Linked DNA regions of Homo sapiens: region 2 is linked to region 1. The links are chromatin contacts, found by Hi-C or POLR2A ChIA-PET in ENCODE. All regions are on one chromosome and are shown on one strand. Each heading gives the region's core, a stretch centred on a gene start or an enhancer-like site at or near the end of the contact. The rest is flanking DNA. Distances are from core to core; before and after follow the strand shown.

What was found. A loop is a pair of places that touch in the nucleus more often than their neighbours do. ChIA-PET counts read pairs that join two places held with the same protein, here RNA polymerase II (POLR2A). Pooled maps may share reads with other maps.
Region 2: a loop to region 1 is called in a map of ascending aorta, with 11 times the contacts of the local background. The contact joins the promoter of RAP2A here to the promoter of TEX30 in region 1. A Hi-C loop is called at or near these places in 4 of 168 maps with a recorded cell type or tissue (CD4-positive, alpha-beta memory T cell, ascending aorta and naive thymus-derived CD4-positive, alpha-beta T cell) and 10 of 50 pooled maps. POLR2A ChIA-PET finds 5 or more read pairs at or near these places in 3 of 52 experiments (CD4-positive, alpha-beta T cell, CD4-positive, alpha-beta memory T cell and CD8-positive, alpha-beta T cell).

What each region holds. Positions count from the first base shown.
Region 1 is chr13:102,769,994-102,776,036 of GRCh38, forward strand. TEX30 (testis expressed 30) reads right to left here and starts at 3,793. Exons shown (of 6, transcript NM_138779.5): 1 at 3,689-3,793; 2 at 19-93. The coding sequence starts at 33. RefSeq lists enhancers at 3,548-4,225, 4,226-4,903 and a silencer at 3,626-3,965.
Region 2 is chr13:97,431,308-97,437,350 of GRCh38, forward strand. RAP2A (RAP2A, member of RAS oncogene family) reads left to right here and starts at 2,862. Exons shown (of 2, transcript NM_021033.7): 1 at 2,862-3,477. The coding sequence starts at 3,164. RefSeq lists enhancers at 1,959-2,098, 2,046-2,977, 2,249-2,378, 2,399-2,448 and silencers at 2,599-2,958, 2,979-3,038.

The DNA of each region.
Region 1 (6,043 bases), core at 2,543-5,042:
AACATACGAAAATATTACCTCTGTATGACTCATTTTCACTGTTGAATAACAAACTTAAAGTGCATTTACATCTGAGAAGCAAAGGACATCTCCCTGAAAAGAAGATTCTGTTGTGAAAGGTGAGTTGGCAGACATGGATATGACACAAAAACTATGAATGAACACATTCAGTAGCTAAAATAAACATTTAGAATTACTTCCCTAAAATCTGGTGTCTTTACATGTACATTTTTCTACGGGCACTCAGAATTGGTTAGAGGGCCAGGTGCAGGGTTGGTAGATGTTATAGAAGATAAAACAAAGGTGATACTTTGACATGGAAACTGTAAGGTAATTCATATCAAAGTAGGATGCTGTATCTTGTCAAAATATGGTAATGTAAAATGTATAAATACACATTTTTGTAAGAATCTTCATTCTAAACCAACTATCCTAAACTTAATTTTTCAGCATCTTTCCATTAACCCATTTTCTTCATCATTATAGTTCCCAAGCCTACCCATCCACATCTTGTCATGGAACTTCACAGTGCTGCTAGAAGGCAGAGTATATATGTCTTCACCCTGTTTACTTTGGACTTGGCTACGTAACTTGTTTTAACTAATGGAATGTAGGTAGACATTTCAATGTGTGACTTCTGAGCTGAGGCATGGCAAACTTCCAGAAGCCCTTTTGAACTTTCACCCTCAGCCATGAGAAAAACATGCTCTAGGTGGTTTTGCATTTTCAGCCTGGGTCTCAAAATGAAGACACACGGAACAGAACTGAACCCAAAACTGAAGTCTGGAGTCCAGACTAGTCTAACCAACATCTGACCAACAGCTGATCTGAAGATCCATGAGCATAAAATGTAAGCCACTGAAATTTTGGGGTTGTTATGCAGCATTCCTTCCTATGTTAAGAGCTCTTGTATTGTTTAAGACATTACCAACATCAGGATCTCCATTACTCACCCATTTTTCCCATTAACATTTATTTATTCATTCATTCAATAGGTAACAATAACATGGTTTAAAGTTCAAAAGGTACCAAGAATATGTAGTGAAAAAGTCTCACTCATTCCACTCTTGACTTGACATCAGATTCCCCTCTCCAAAGGTAACCAATATTATCTGCTTCTTACTTATCCTTCCACATAGCACTGTACTTATTTTCACACGATGTAAGTGTATTTATAAGATAAATTCCTGGGGAAGGAATCGCTGTGTCAAAGGGTTTGTTCATAATTTTTTACAGAATTTTTTCATAGAACTTCCCAAGGTGAATACATTTCATTTTTGAATAGGTATCATGTGCACACGGTACATTAAAAAAATGTAAACAGAAGTCAAAGTATTTGTTCATAATTTACAGAATATGTTTTTCATAGATCTTCCTGAGGTGAAGAATACATTTCATTTTTGAATAGGTATCGTGTGTACATGGTACATTTTAAAAGACAATGTAAACAGAAGTTTCCACACACTCTTCCCCCAACCACCAAGTTCCTTTCACTTCCTAGAAACCACCATAAGCAACTTATTATGTACCTTTCCCCATCTGTGTGTGTGAGCGTGTAGAATTCTCTTATTTCAGCCTGGAGAGCATTAGTCTGATCTGACTGCAAAAGTTTTGGAAGTTGAGTGAGACAAAGGAGATGAAAGACTTCAAGCTTCAGTGTCCCTATCTTCATACATGCAGCCCCACAATTATGCCTGGGTTTCTCAGTTCAAAGATCCTCTGTTTTACTTTCTCAAGAGAATAAGCCTCCATCCAGTCTTCTAACAAGGGGAAAGGCAGTCACCCAACAGGTGAAATGGGGAAGGGGATCTGGATATCCAATTGCTTCTCAGATTTCACCTAAATCATCTTTCTTTAAGCTCCTTACACCCACCTTCTGCACCACACCACCTTCATTCCCAGTACCACCGCTGTCCAGTGCTGCCAGTTTCCGTGCAGTTTGAAGATTCTGTGGTTAATACAGGGTTTGCTAAGCCATACATGTTTTGGAGCCCGCTATTTGATTGCCAGCGTTTCCTTTCCTATTCTCCCATTGCTGGAGGTTCATGTTTGTTTTTAAATAGCCTTAATGTAAGTTTAGTGAAACTTCATGAAGGAGTAAATTTAGATGCATGTAAACAACCACTATCTTAATTTAGAATGCTTCCCTATTTTTTTTTTTTTTGAGACAGGTTCTCGCTCCGGCGGACAGGCCGGAAAATTGAGTGGCGCAATCATAAGCTCACTGAATCCTCGAACTCCTGAGCTCAAGCGATCCTCTCGCCTCAGCCTCTTGAGTAGGTGGGACTACAGACGCTCACCACCACGCCCGCTTATTATTTTTAAATGTTTTTGTAGAGACGAGGGTCTCCCTATGTTTCGCAGGCTGGTCTTGAACTCCCGGGCTCAAGCGATACCCCCTGCCTTGGCCTCCCAAACCGTTGGGATCCCAAGGCGTTTGCCACCTCTCCCGGTCTGCTTTACTTCTTTTCAGACTTCACGATGCACAGTGTGTTCTTCACGGCAGCTGCACACATGCTGGTTTTCTTCAGAAACACGGAAAATGCCCCATAATGCAATCCCCAAGCAACCTGCTCTAGGTCATCTGGGTTTGTTTTTTTGAGACAGAGTCTTGCTCTGTCCCCCAGGCAGGAGTGCAGCGGCGCGATCTCGGCTCACTGCAGCCTCTGCCTCCCGGGTTCAAGAGATTCTCCAGCCTCAGCCTCCCGAGTAGCTGAGATTACAGGCGTCCGCCACCGCGCCCAGCTAATTTTAGTAGAGACGGGGTTTCACCATGTTGGCCAGGCTGGTTTTGAACTCCTGACCTCAGGTGATCCACCCGCCTCGGCCTCCCATGGTGCTGGGGTCAGGCGTGAGCCACCGTGCCAGGCCACTGTCGTCTGGGTTTTCATCTCTGGCTTCAGGTTCAGAGAGGGCAGGGTTTGAAGCCTGGCCCGGCCTCAGTGCCCTCAATGGCGATGGTGAAGATGACCGGCTAGAGGTGCTGCGCCCACGAAACGCCAGCTCTAGTGGCGTCCGGAGCGCCGGCTCCACCGGCTAGGCGGTCGGCGGAGTTCTAGGACGACAACTACTCACAAGGGCTGGGCGATCACCTCCCACGCCACGGGACGGAGACGCCACAGCCCCTTCAACTTTCAGTTACAAACGTTCGTGCCCTGTTACGTCCACAGCATTAAGCTGGCTGTCGTGGGGCAAACAAAAACGTTGAGTCCGAGTCTTACGGGGGGTCGGGTCAACAACCCCAGCAAACATGGAGAGAAAATTCAAAGCGGGTCTCACGGGCGTGCGGGGCTCGGCGGCGCTCGGGGCACGGGATCCGTTCTCTCCGCAAATGCGCGCTGCCGGGGCTGCGCCGCGGGCTGCCCCGGTCGACCCCTCTCAACTCCGAGGCTACTTCGAGCCAGTCACCCGGGACTGGCTGACGTGGTCCAGGTTGGCCCCGTCCGGCTCTCCCCGCCCGTACCAACCCCACATTCCGCCCTCCTACCCGGCAAAGCGGACGAAGCCCCCACCGGCTGGTGCCCGCGGGCACCGAACTTAGCGGAACGCCTCCCGGCTCGGACCAGACGCCCCTGAGGAGTGACGCCCGCGAGCCTCAAACGTCTCAGGCGGGCCTGCCGGGTGCTCTCCCCGTCTCCCAGGAAGCCGCCCGTCAGCCGGCGGCGCCAACCGCCACCGCCGCACTTACCCGGGAAGGCAAAAGTGGCCGCGGGCACCCAACCGCCGTCACTCCCTTCAGGGAGCTGACTAGCGCGCTCGAAGCGACCGCCTCGCCTGCCCCGCCACAGCGTTCGGCTACGACGCACGCGCGCGCAGGCCACGCCCCCCGGGTGCGCGGGCCGGGCCGCAGAGCACGCCGGGAGCGTGGGTCTCCCAGCCCGCCACATCCCAGGGCTGTACGCGCGGACTAGCGGAGCTAGGGGAAGGTGCCAGGGTGGCCGCCGCCTCAGTAGCACGCGGACGGCTGGAAAGTCAGCCCCCGTTTCCGCCTCACCCAGGATTGCTCCACTCGGGGCCTTTCCGCATCCCAGCCACCACTCCATTCCGAGGCGCGATCAGCTCTGACCAGTCTTCCTCACACCCATAGTCGATTCGTTACTCCCGTTAAGGTCAAACGCTGACAGAAACCAGCCGCTTCGCACACTTCTACATGGGGTCAAGCCCCCTGTTATCTTTGCGGGGATGATTGTAACAATCACTTAAATGGTCGCTTCGTACCATCTTGCCCCCGCCTGGGCCTTGTCGGCGACGCCGCAGCCACGTGGATGCTGTGGAAGCCTGTCCCCTGGATCTTCCAAAGGCTCCGCGCTCATTGCCACAGCCAGCGGCCGGCAGTGGCCTAGGCTGTTGCACGCGATCGGTCCCCCACATCTCCCCTCTCCATCTGGCTCCTTTCCCTGGAAGCCCAGGGCAGCCCACACTTCGCTGTCCTCACCCCCACTCACCAGGCGGGACCCCACGACGACCGGCTTTTGTCCTGGCTGCTCCCTCCCAGCGTGGGCCGCGTCTCCTCGGGGTCGACAGGGCGCGTGGTTTTCACAGCGAGGCCTCCCCTGATCACCTCCCCGCTCTTCCTGTCCTTCCCCGGTCACCTCACGAGCTATGGATGTATCTGTGTCTCCTCACTGCGCTATAAGCTCCCAGGTGAAGAAAGGGTTGCTTTTTGTAAATTTTTGTTTTAACCGTGAACCTCTTGTGTATGAATAATGCTCAGAAAAAAAAAAATTTCTTAAATGAATGAATCTTCCCCAAGCCCAGTGCAGTTGGCACCTGCCCTCTTTTCTGTCACGGTACATACAAGGAAATACATTCCACAAAACCACATAGTCGCTGTCATTTATCACAAGTGTTTCCCCAAATTACAAAGTCTTAATACTTCTTTGTCTCCTAATTTTTTAGCTGTGTTTTTAAAAAACATTTCTTTACATGCCATAAAATTCACTCATTTGAAGTGTACCATTCAATCATTTTCAGTAATTTTAAAACCATTTGCAACCATCACTATAATTTAAGAACATTTCCATTATCCCCCTGAAAAGTATTTGCACAGTTATAGTTGAGGTAGGAGATCAGCAGGACTTTCCAAGCACTGATCACCACCTGCTGAGCAAAACAGGATCTGGTCAGAACAGGATGCCCTAAAAAAACGGCCAAAACTGCCCTAAAGAAACAGGCCCAAGCCAGCTAAAACCAGGATGGTGACCAAAGTGACCTCTAGTGCCCTCACTGCTCATTATACACTAATTATAATACATGAACATGCTACAACACTTCCACCAGCACTCTGACAGTTTACGAATGCCATGGCAATGCCCAGACCTTACCTTATATGGTTTAAAAACGGAAGAATTCTCAGTTCCGGGGAACTCCCCACCCCTTTTCTAGAAAATTCGTGAATAACCCACCCCTTATTTAGCGTACGATGAAGGAGTAGGTATAAATATAGCTAGCCAGTGGCCGGGTGCCCTGGCGCATGCCTGTAATCCCAGCACTTTGGGAGACCAAGGCGGGTGGATCACCTGAGGTCAGGAGTTGGAGACCAGCCTGGCCAACACGGTGAAACCCGGCATCTACCAAAAACACAAAAATTACTCAGGCGTAGTGGCAGGCACCTGTAGTCCCAGCTACTCGGGAGCTGAGGCAGGAGAATTGCTTGAACCCTGGAGGCAGAGGTTGCAAAGCCGAGAAGAGCGCACCACTGCACTCCAGGCTGGGCAACAGAGCGAGACTCCGTCTCTCTCTCTCTCTCTCTCTATATATATATATATATACATACACACACACACATATACATATGTGTATATATACACACATATAATATATATCCGTACTATATATAGTATAAATACTATGTATACATATATAGTATAAATATTATATATAGTATTTATGTGTGTATGTATATACTATATACATATAGTCATATAGTATAAATACTATATACATATAGTCATATAGTATAAATACTATATATGTATATATGTGTATATATACACATATGTATATATAACATGTATATGTTTATATACGTATGTATATATTA
Region 2 (6,043 bases), core at 1,612-4,111, 5.3 Mb before region 1:
GAACTGTAACCACCCCAAGGGCTGCAGTCTCTATACCCCTTCTTATCAAAAACGTCAGCATTGATGAGAGGTCAGGGGAAATAGCCTGAGAAATGTCACAAAGCTGTCCTACTCTGTATTATGCTAAATGGAGTGACTACGGAGCCCACTCACTATTTTTGTGACAGCTTCAATCCAGAGCTTCTCAACATCTAGGGACCTAGGAGTCATGAAAACAGTTACTTAAGGCAACCTTCTGGACCCCACAATCCCAATACAAATTTCTCAAAAACATTAATCACTGGAACTTCATTCCTTGCAAAGTAAATGGACTTAGAGCTCCTTTGTAATGCAAGGTACTAGATGAGTTGTCATGATCTAGAGAGAAAGCTTCACGCTTCCTGGCTCTATTTAACAACCCTAAGAACTTCTTATCACCAAGATGCACAGTTAGAATCTTAAGACAGTCTGTCTTTCCTTGGAAAAGAAGTATAGCTTCTACTAACCCAAAGTAACCATGAATAAGCATACCAATTTTACACAAAATATGAGACTTCTGGAAAGCTAGGTGAACACCATACTTACCTACATCCTCTTGAAACATCCCTGCCAAAGTAGCTCAGATATGAAGCATCCATGTAAGCTCTTTCAATTTTAATTCACTATTTCATGTTAACTAGCCTAGGATGAAATAGTAGATCCTCTTCGGTTCCAGTTCCCTTAAAACAGTCCTGATTCTTAGTCCTTTTTATTAATATAATACCTTCACTGCTGATTCTGGTGGCTCAGATAGTACCATTCATATTTTAATGATATGTAATCAAGAAATGCTGAGTTATATTTTACTACATACACATTTTTAAATTCAGAGGACATTTGTCCTTGATAATTTTAAATGAAAACTTGGTGTGTGTTCATTACAGCAAGGTAATGCAAATATAAGTTATCCATTCTAATATAACGAAGCTATAGGGAAATAAGAAACTACTAAATTTGAGTAGTCTTTGTAGTAGTTTGACTATCGACAGAAAAGATGGTGAAAGAATACCTGGCTTTTAACTCAGACCAAAATCCCCTCTGCATGATGACCTTGTGGGAAAGAGGAACGGGGAGAGGTATGCCAGGCTCTAACAACAGAACTACAGAAACGTGTTATTCGCAGGAAATGTGCGACAGTAACGAACAGGTGAGACTAGTTTGAGAAGGACATAGTTTAAAGAAAGTAAACTGAATAACCAGTTACTGCAAAAAATAATGCAGGAAAGCTTGGGGATGTATCGTCTCCTAAATTTGACGTTATGGGTGGGAGAGGATGTGTAACTAAGATGCAATGCTAGCGACAGAACGCTAAGTTTTAAAACTCAATAGTGAAAGAAAAAAAATAATGTTTTGGGAGGAACGCCTGGAAGACCCATGCAACTGCTGCACGATGTTTCCTTAAGGACCGGAACATTTCTCACCCTGAAGACAAAAGTCCCTGTGTTCTCGATTCAGCCCACATCCCTCAGCACCATTTCCATGCCCATCATTTAGGCAGAATGCCACGGAGGCGACGTGAAAAGTGGAATTCATCATTCTGGCTTGCAACGCATCTTGTTCTTTTGCCAGAACAGGGCACAGCAACTGGCTCCTCAATCTCTGCCCCTCCCAAACCCCAGCAGCCGGTCCCTGTCTCCATCCCGCCGGCCTCGGTGGCAAGGGGCTCGCGAGCTCTGGTTGGCTTGGCCGAAGCTTCCGTCACTCGCCAGCTCACCTACGATTGGTTGGCAGAGCGTGCGCGAAGAGCCCCGCCTGGCAAGGCACTGGGAGGTGGGCTTGCGGATCCTACGACTAGCGTTTTTCTCGATTGGTTGAAGGAGTAAAGGCACGTGGTATGGGGGCGCTCTCTTATTGGTCGTGAATGGTACCTTGTGGTACAGAGACGTGATGTGGTTGGCTAGAATGAATCCCAGCTTCCCACTAGATGCCCCTAGCTGGCTGTTGCTATGAGGAGTCCAGGGCCTTCCGGCTGCCGTTCGGGATTCCGCTCTCCAGGTTTTCAACTCACCCGTGGCTGACAGGGCGTGGGAAGAGCTCGACTTCAGTTCGGCACCGAAAGGGGCGGGTCTAGAAGAAATGTGGGCGGGTCCAGAGGGTTGGTGGGCGGGACCCCGGCGACGTCAGCGGGCTTGGACCCGACTTCCGTGGTGTGTGGCCGCCTCTGACTCGCCCCTCTGGCGCGCTGCTAGAGGGGGGCGTCACCCTCCCATCAATGTCCTAACGCTCCAAAGCTTCATTTTGTTGCGTTTACACAACTTCAGTCAGAAGCCTGTAGGTGCCCCCCCCTTAAAGCTTCACATGCTAATACAAGATAAAACCAAAGCTCTAGGAGTGCTGACAGACTGGGTGGCATCGGACAAAGGCCCTCGCGGCCCCTCTTGGGCCTTGGGCATCTCTCCTTCACTCCCCGCCTCAGGATAAAGCTTGGAGGTAGCTCTAGCCCCTCTACCATCTCATCCCTTCCGAATTCTTAATGTCTCGGGAGTCTCAGGTTGACGCTGCTCCTGGCTTGGGCGGGAACTGCGCATGCTCGGTACACAGGCCCTGGGGTCTGACTGGGCGCGCTGGGTTCGGCGCTGCTCGGCGGTCGCGGTGCTTGTTTATCTCCGCGCGGGCAGAAGCTTCCGAGCCCCGCAAAGCCTCTCGGGAGCGCTCGCGGCCCGTCGCCTAGGGGGCGGGGGCGGGGCTGCGCCGCGGGCTCCGCCCCGGCCGCCGGACCCCGCCCCTGGCCGCGCTGCGGCTGGGGCTCGGGCGCGCGCTCGAGCGCTGGGGGTAGCGGCGGCGGCGGCGGCGGCGGCGGGCGGGGATCTGGGCGTGGAGGCGCGAGGGGCGGGGCGGGCGGCACTGCGGGCCCGCGGCTCGGGCGGCACCAGCGGCTCCCGGTCTCTCTCTCTGCTCGCCCTCAGTCCCACCCGGTGCCTACGGGGCCGCATCGCCGCCCGGCTCGGCCCGGCCCATGCCCAGGGCCGCTGCTCCCTCAGTTGCCGCCGCCGCCGCCGGCGCCCAGGGGGCCGCCGCGGCTGTGAGGTGGGGGCGGCAGCGGGAGGCGGCGGGGCGGGCCGCCGGGGCCGGGGCTGGGGGCGCAGCGCGGCCGGCGTAGGTCTATGTCGCGGGCGGCGGCGGCGGCGGCGGCCGCGGAGGGACGATGCGCGAGTACAAAGTGGTGGTGCTGGGCTCGGGCGGGGTAGGCAAATCCGCCCTGACCGTGCAGTTCGTGACCGGCACCTTCATCGAGAAATACGACCCCACCATCGAGGACTTCTACCGCAAGGAGATCGAGGTGGATTCGTCGCCGTCGGTGCTGGAGATCCTGGACACGGCGGGCACCGAGCAGTTCGCGTCCATGCGGGACCTGTACATCAAGAACGGCCAGGGCTTCATCCTCGTCTACAGCCTCGTCAACCAGCAGAGCTTCCAGGACATCAAGCCCATGCGGGACCAGATCATCCGCGTGAAGCGGTGAGCGAGGGCACACGGGGGCTTGGCGGCTGCACCCCGGAGTCACCGTCCCGGGGCTGGAACTCCCCGCGCGGGGCTCCGGGGAAGGGGCTTTCTGGGGGGTGGCTCCAAGCTGGAGGCTTTACTATTGTCATTCTGCTCCTCCTCCTCAATCTCAAATTTGAGTGCTTTGTTTCACAACTAAAATTTGGCATCGTGTTAGCCCACAGAACAGCTCTTTGTCTCTTGGACGTTGTTAGCATTGCTTGTTACAGAGCCCCCAAGGAAACAAAGTTTAAAACTTGCAGGGGGGAAAGGGGTGGATAGATTTGTCTTGGGAAGAGAGGAACTGTGCAGGTATAGTCGAGACATTTGCAGACTGAACAACAACAATCTGCCTTGGCAATGTTTGACAGTAAAAATCGCTCACACACCTATACAGTAAAGTCAAGTCCAGAGGAAGGAGACCTTTCTCATCTCGTTAAAGGTTTATGGTTCCAAGGCGTTTTACAAAAATTAAGTCTCTAATTTAGTGCAAAACTTTAAAGACAGATTATTAAATTATTTGAAGACATCATAAGCTAAATGGGGTTTCGAGAATATTAACAGAGGAGTACAAATAAGCCATTCACAGGAAAAGAATGCAGCTTAACTGTTTGTTTTTGTTTTTTTGTTTTTAATATAGCCGCCTTAACCCCTTCCAAAAAAAAAAAAAAAAAAAAAACACCACCACACCACCACCACCAGTTCCTGGAAACAAAACAGAAGCTTCTTCAAAAGTGTGACACAAGTATTAGCTAATTTAAAGTTAATGTTAATAAGCCTTTATATATATATATAAATTCTTTTCTAAAGTATACATTTTGGAAATATGGCTGATAAATGATTTAAAATGTTTGTTTTCTCTTAAATTCACTGAATATATTTTTCCGTGTAATTTTAAGCATTAGAAATGTGATAATATCTTAGTTCAAAGTTTTGGCAAATTTTTCTAATTATCATTTAATTACACATTACTGTTTCATCTAGTTCTTGTTAGTTAATGCCTGCTGATAATTTTGGTGTCCTTTTTTTCCTGCCTTATTCTACCTAGAGCCTAAATCTGAAGACCTTTACTGAAAGATGGTTGTAAGTGCACCGTAGACACAGTCACATTGTAAGTCAGTTTGAGTCCACTCATTTTGAAAGAGCAAGGACCAAGTTATGTGTACCCAGGGGATGATCAAAAATTCATTACGAGTAGTGAGTTTTTAATGCAACCTATGAGATCAAAGAGAAGGCTCTCTCTCTATTGCTCCACCCCCCCTTAACTGAGTATGCACTTTAATCGCTGAACTAAAATCGTGCATGTTATTCATCCTTGTGTTAAATTCCAAACTAGAATAAAGCAGATATTTTCGTGGTCTCTGCTGCTAAGATTTGTAAATTTGATAGCTTTGTACTTCTCCAGTATCATTTTCCTAAAGTTAAATGTTTATAGTTAAGAGATGAACAATTCTGGTGTTAAACTTAGTATGAGGATGGCATTTAAGGGGCTACATTTAAGTTACTTAAATTCTTATTACCCCCTCCCCCAACCACTCAATTAAAAAGAAACAAACCAAACCAACTGCAGGGTAGTCTGATACATTGCCACATGTCAATGTTAGGCCAAATGCATACATCAAAAAATAATCTAAGTAAATGCCCCAACAGCCTCACCCTTCACATTTAGATATATATGCTTAAAGATATGAAGATGCACATATACACTGATAAAGCCACATACCCATGGCTAACTTCTTGACACAAGCCTAGGGAACAAATATGGCAAAATATTATTGGATAATATGGTCCACATAATTTTGTAGTTTCTTGTAATTTAGTGCAGATTACTTTTCTCAGTTATAATAATAGGTTAGTCTAAACTCAGCATATTGGAGCAATTTGTTTATTTTCACTATGACCCAGAGGAAAAACATAGAGTAAAATTCTGCATGCCCAGTATCATTTTACTCACTAGTCTCAGTTCTTGATATAAAAAGATCATTGATCAGCTGAAGTAGAGTTCATAAATTCTCTTCACCAGAATTCAACCGTTGTATACATAAGAACCTCTTGGACCCTCACTTGTGTGTCTTTGTAATATGGTAGTAGTAAGGTATTTTACACCTCATCCTAACCCCAGCGTCTGGCTTCCCATCATTGATGGAGAGGACATGTGAATGCAGGTGGCCTCTTCTTTACCAGTCTTTCAGTATTTGATATCTACTGTCAAATTCAGTATTCAGCTTTAGGTCTAGGTCAGCACTTTTCAATAGAGATATAACGTGAGCCACATATGTAATTTTAACATTCCTAGTAGCTGATTTTTTAAAAATAACATAAATATATGGAATTAATTTTAATGTATTTTATTTAACCCACCATATTTAAAATAGAATCATTTTGACATGTCAGTATTCAAAAATTATTAATAAGGTACTTTACTTCTTTATACTGTGTCTTCAAAGTTTGGTATGTGTTTGACCTACCACATCTCAATTCAAACAAGTCACATTTCAAGTGCTCAGTAGCCGTATGTGGCCACAGGCTGCCATATTGGACA